2 separate regions of the Homo sapiens genome follow, and region 2 is linked to region 1. A link is a loop called in an ENCODE intact Hi-C map of the cell type or tissue named here. Cell type or tissue: uterus. All regions are shown on one strand. Region 1 overlaps UNC5B (unc-5 netrin receptor B). Region 2 overlaps CDH23 (cadherin related 23).

Region 1 (2,500 bases):
TTCTCCTGAGGGTGCAGGGGATCCTTCTCATCTCCTGGACCCTCCAGGGCACTCTGGTCCCTATTCCCCAGCTCCTAGGCAGCTGAGCCGGGTCCCTTAGGGGAGGTGACCAGGAGCTTTGGTGCAGGGAGCTCTTGGTGGGGCAAAGGGCTGGACCCCTGCCAGGTCTGTGGACATGGTTATATGCCCGGGAGAGGGGGGTGCAGGGCCCCAGGGATGGCCCCCAATCCCACCTCTGTTTATTCTGTAAACTGCAACCTATAAATAACCTTTAGCATTCCTATTGTAACAAAATTAATTTTTATGAAATAAATTATATTTCCTAGTCTAATAAAATCCGGGTTGCATTTGGCTGTCTTCCTGTTGGTAATTGGGAATGACTCCGTTGCTCTTCTCAAAATTCCATGGAAGGTGGAGGTGTCACTGTCAGTTCAGAGCTATCTGACCCCCAGGAGATGAGCAAGCCCAACTGCCTCATTTTATAGAAGGGAAAACTGGTTCAGAGAGGGGTAAGGACTTCCCTAGAGTCACACAGCAAGGAGGAGCCTGTGGTCCATCTGGATCCCGGTCCTTGTGCATCCGGATCTGTTCAGGAGTTTGTCATGTGAGTCTGCCAGGGGCTAGGTAATGGTTGAGAGGGATGACACAGAGATGAAGCCCCAGCATCCCTGTCCGTCTCTGAGGAGTTCAGAAGGGGGTATCCCCAAGGGTGCTGAGGCTGTGAGGTCAGTTCAGAAACCTCACCTAGGATATATGACTATTGTGCAGGCTGAAAGGGAGTGATGGGCAGGTTGGGATCATATGACTCCGCCCCAGGCTGCCAGGCATGGTTGGGCAGGTAACGCACTGGGCAAGAGTACCATATCTAAAGGGGAGGGTGGCTCCATTCCCATGTATGTTGTAGATTTGTGTATTTGCTGAGATATTTCCAGCAGATGGCAGTAAAGGGTCTTGTGCTAATAAAAGCAGTACCTTGCTATTGAGGAGAGGGTGCCTTGTTCTCACGTGCACAGACGTGCTGTAAGAAGACTGGCAAGGGTCCCATTTCAGCTGGTCCCCTCCACCCTGTGGACCTCAAGTCTTTCCCTTTATGAGTTGAGTCTGGCCTGAGAATTTCCCAGCATGGATTGCCTGCTCCATGAGTAGATTCTGCGGTGTCTTAAGTTTGGGGTGAGAGCACCCTCTGGCCCCATCTTGGACAGTCATGTTGCCCAATCAGCATGTTAAAGGCTCTGAAAAGCCCTGCAGGAAGCAGCTGGTCTCATATTAACACAGACATCCCAGATAGATTTGGCCTTGGAACTTGTTTTCACAGCCTGACTATGTGGTGCCTATAGGCCCTGCCAGCCCTGACTTTCTGGGACCTGTGGCTCTGGGTTCTATGTGGCTGTATCACCTAGCTGTCCTCCTGGGAATGGGGAGCACCTGTGGGCTGGGTCTGAGACTGAAAGTTACCGAGACAAGAGAAAACCCATGTCTGTCCTCTGGCGGAGGAGGTGGGGCAGGCAGGGCACAATGGCACCCACCTGCATGCAGACCCCCAGGCTCAGATCATCATCTTTCCCTGGGGACCCAGAAGACCTGGAGCGGTCACATTCAGCATGACCTTCCTAGCAGAGATGATTTGGGGGTAAGGATTTATAAGGGAGAAGAAGAGGAAAGGGACAGCTTCATGAGGATGGGGGGTGAAGGGAGGGATACAGGAGGCGGGCAGCAGCCCAGCTAAGGGGTGGGCAGAGCCAGGTGTGGGGCAGCTATTTCATGCAAGTAGCCCCTACAAGCAGGCAGACAGTCTGGGGTCCCCCAGGAGTCAAGGCGACCCATTTAAACTTCATTCTCTACCTGCCACTGTCCCTTGGAATCTCAACTAAAACCAGGTTGGGCAGCAGGTGGGGTGCAAAGAGCTCTGGTGCTGAAGGTAGGGGTCCTGGGTCCCAGCCCTGATGCTGTGGAGTCACTATCCTTCCCTGAGCCTCAGTTTCTCCATCTGTGAAATGTGGGGCATAGATCTGCTACCCTGTGAGAGCCCTCTGGCTGGTGTAATTCTGTAATTGGCAGGGTGTGGGGTGGGGGGTCCTGGCTCTAGGCAGGAGTGTGACAGCTGCACCCCTTGAACCCTACTTTCTGTGCCAAGCCCAGGGGATGGTTGAGGGACAACCAGGAGAAGGCAGCAAAGGGGCTGGTTGCAGCCTGGGGCTGTGCGGGTGCCCAGTGAGGGGTCAGAGCCAGTGGCACAAGACCCTCCCAACTGGCCAGCCTGGCACAGCCAGCACACTGCAGGCCTGTCACTCATAAAAGTGTACCCCCTTCTCCACTAGGGACCCTAAGAAGAGGAAATCCACTCCAACTGCAGCTGACAGCTTGAGGTCAGACACAGTACTGCCCAGCAAATTTTCAAAACCTTTGTCCATTTTAATTGAAAATGACACATGCCTACCGTTTAAAAAAAAAAAATCAAGAGGTACAACAGAATCGGTGAAAAGTAGATTTCCCTCCTTCC
Region 2 (2,500 bases), 320 kb after region 1:
AGTTAGGCCCCACATAAAAGTTGATTTCTCACGTGGACGACTAGGCTAGCACAGGTGGACAGGGAAACCCTACCCCGTGTAGTGGCTGAGGAGCATGATCTGCAGGTCCCTCGGTCCCTGCAGCAGGGAAGAGGCAGCTGGAAGGCTAAGTACCAGCTCTTCTGTGCTTCATCCCAGAAGTGGCTCCGTGACTTCTACCCAATGACTATTGGCCAGAACTAGTTATGTGCCCCCACCTCACCACCAGCAGGCCAGGAAGCGTGGGGAAGGTGCCGAGTAGTTGTCTCTGCCACAGAGAAGGAGGCATGTACAGGGCGTGGCACAGCGCCCAGTACGTTAGCCGTTGTCATCATTCAGGAGCCGCAGCTCCTGACCAGGCCTGAGTCCAGCGAGTGCCACCAGATGTAAGGCCGGAACCCCCCAGGACTGCTCACCCCAACTGGTTGGGGGCAATGTAACCCTGACACCTCCGATTTTATCTCAGGCTGCCTTTGCTAGAAGCACTTTCTGAAATGTCTGCAGGAATGCCCAGGAGTATCTGGGTCCAACCCGCCTCTAGTGACCGCCCCCCACCCAGGCTCAGCCATTGGCACACCCGCTGCAGTCAGGGCACCCAACCCCACCAGGGACCATTCCCTGCTCTCCATGGCTGTTTTCCCAAGGGAGCTGGTCAGTGTCTCTGACAGTGCAGGCCTGGCCTCCTCTTCTCCAGGGCACAATAACTTGCAGAGACAGAGCCAATGAGGAGAGGCAGCCCAGGAGCCCAGGCCACCCAACCCTGAGGTCACCTTGGCCATTTTCCAGCCTCCAGATGGGGCGGCCCCCAAACCATCCCTCATGTGGCACCGGGCTCATTCCTCAATAAGAGGGAGGGATGAGTTGCTTTCGGCCCAGCCCTGCTCTCGTGTATCTCATGTTCTTCTCTGGAGGAATCCGGAGCTGGCCGGGTGAATGCATCAGAGGACCAGTCTTGGATATAGGGGAGGCCCCATCATGATGGAGGATCAGGCCCAGGGACCCCCGTGTAGCATTTAGCCACATTGTCAACAGGAGCAAAAGAAGGACTGCAAAAGCAGTTAAACATTGCCTGAGTGTCCAGAGCCAGAAAAATCAGGGAACCACAAAGAGAAATCAGGCAACTGTTAGAGAAAAGATTTTTAGAAAAGTGTTGTTTCTTGCCAGTCCATTTCTGAGGAAAAAATACATCTGTTGGGATTTGTGTCTGGGTTGAAGGTGACTCTGGATTTGCTTGGTGTGGCAGGAAAATGTGTTCGTTGAGTAAATTCTCTGAAGGGAAGGGAGCCAGCAGAGCAGTCAGAACCCTCTGTCCCAGGCTCTGTGGAGCCACGTGACTCTCACATGCCCACGATTAGTGTGAGGATCCCACTAAATCTAACTCCTGATTGCACTGAATGGTGCACGGGGGTGGGGCATGCTTAGTTTGGCTCACCAGTGTAATCCAGGCCCTCATGCTCTGCCTGGAACGTTGATGGCACTCTGGAAATGAGCATTGGTTGAGTTAATGCATGGTTAAATGCCCAAGTATCAGCGAGATGGCCCAGGGCTTTTTCCAAACCAGGTCTGGCTGAGTTTGTGTAGCAAGGATGACCTCAGAAATCCTCTGCGGGGCAGTCGAGGGAGCTGATGCAAAACAGAAAGGGAAGGAAGAAGCAGTGTAACCTCTCCATAGGAACTCTGTGGCAGTCTCTCCTAATGAGGATGCTAATCGAATTCACTGCCGCCACCAGATCGAAGATTCTGCTCAGTCTCTCACTGAGTCTCAGACTCTGCTAGACCATTCACAACAACAAAGGTGCTTGAAAGCAGTCCTTTCTGTCTCCCAAGGACTCCATTCACATTGTCAAGTCTCACTGAGTAATTTCTTTTCCTTTGCCTGGCTATAGAAAACCCACAGACACCAGGGAAGGAAAGGACAGGGTGGGCTGAAACCAGCAACAACCCATTTGTACCTTGTGACAGTTGAGATGCAAATAGCTGGTTGTGATGCAAATCAGAAAAAAAAAAATCCAAAAGGCAGAAGCCCCAGAAGTCAGCCTTGGTGTTGGGAGCTCATCTCTGAGTTTCAAATTAAAGGTTGTGGCAGCCTCATTCCCCTGCACCTGGTGGCTGGGCGTTTTCTTGTGTCTTCCTTGGTGTTCTGGGGAGCCACGGTGAATCGGCAACTCACTCACCCACCTGGAGTCCTATAATGTATATATCCTTAAACCCCCTGTGCCGCCCTTGCCCCCAACATATTCTTTGTATTTTCTCCACTTGGGTCAACTTTTCCTCTCCTGGCCTTGCCTGCAGCCCTCCCCTGCCTCACCTCATTAACATGCCTGGAAGCTGAGTCAGCCACTGGCAGTCCTGTTTTCCCTTCTGCATGGGGACAGTTTGTTGCGCGGGTTGGAATTTTCTGTTCAGTTGTCCTAGAAAACGTTCCTCCACTTAGGCGCCAGTGGATTACCTCTGTGTGGCATCCCCCTCCGAAGAGTCAGAC

Evidence for each region. A loop is a pair of places that touch in the nucleus more often than their neighbours do. Peaks named below come from ENCODE experiments on the same cell type or tissue, not always from the same donor. Only the 100,000 strongest peaks of a DNase experiment are listed, where the experiment ranks them.
Region 2: a loop joins it to region 1, with 4 times the contacts of the local background. A loop is called at or near these places in 9 of 110 quality-filtered maps.

What each region holds. Positions count from the first base shown.
Region 1 is chr10:71,302,529-71,305,028 of GRCh38, forward strand. UNC5B (unc-5 netrin receptor B) reads left to right here. Exons shown (of 17, transcript NM_170744.5): 17 at 1-336. Among named protein-coding and RNA genes, the nearest start is that of SLC29A3, 15 kb to the right of the region's middle. RefSeq lists an enhancer at 1,412-1,912. In uterus, a CTCF peak has its summit at 956 (motif pointing right); no DNase peak of the experiment used is centred here.
Region 2 is chr10:71,620,002-71,622,501 of GRCh38, forward strand. The region is part of intron 11 of CDH23 (cadherin related 23); the gene reads left to right. Among named protein-coding and RNA genes, the nearest start is that of C10orf105, 99 kb to the right of the region's middle. RefSeq lists an enhancer at 2,207-2,500. In uterus, no CTCF peak of the experiment used is centred here; DNase peaks (open chromatin) are centred at 1,370 and 2,340; H3K27ac peaks cover 2,073 bases.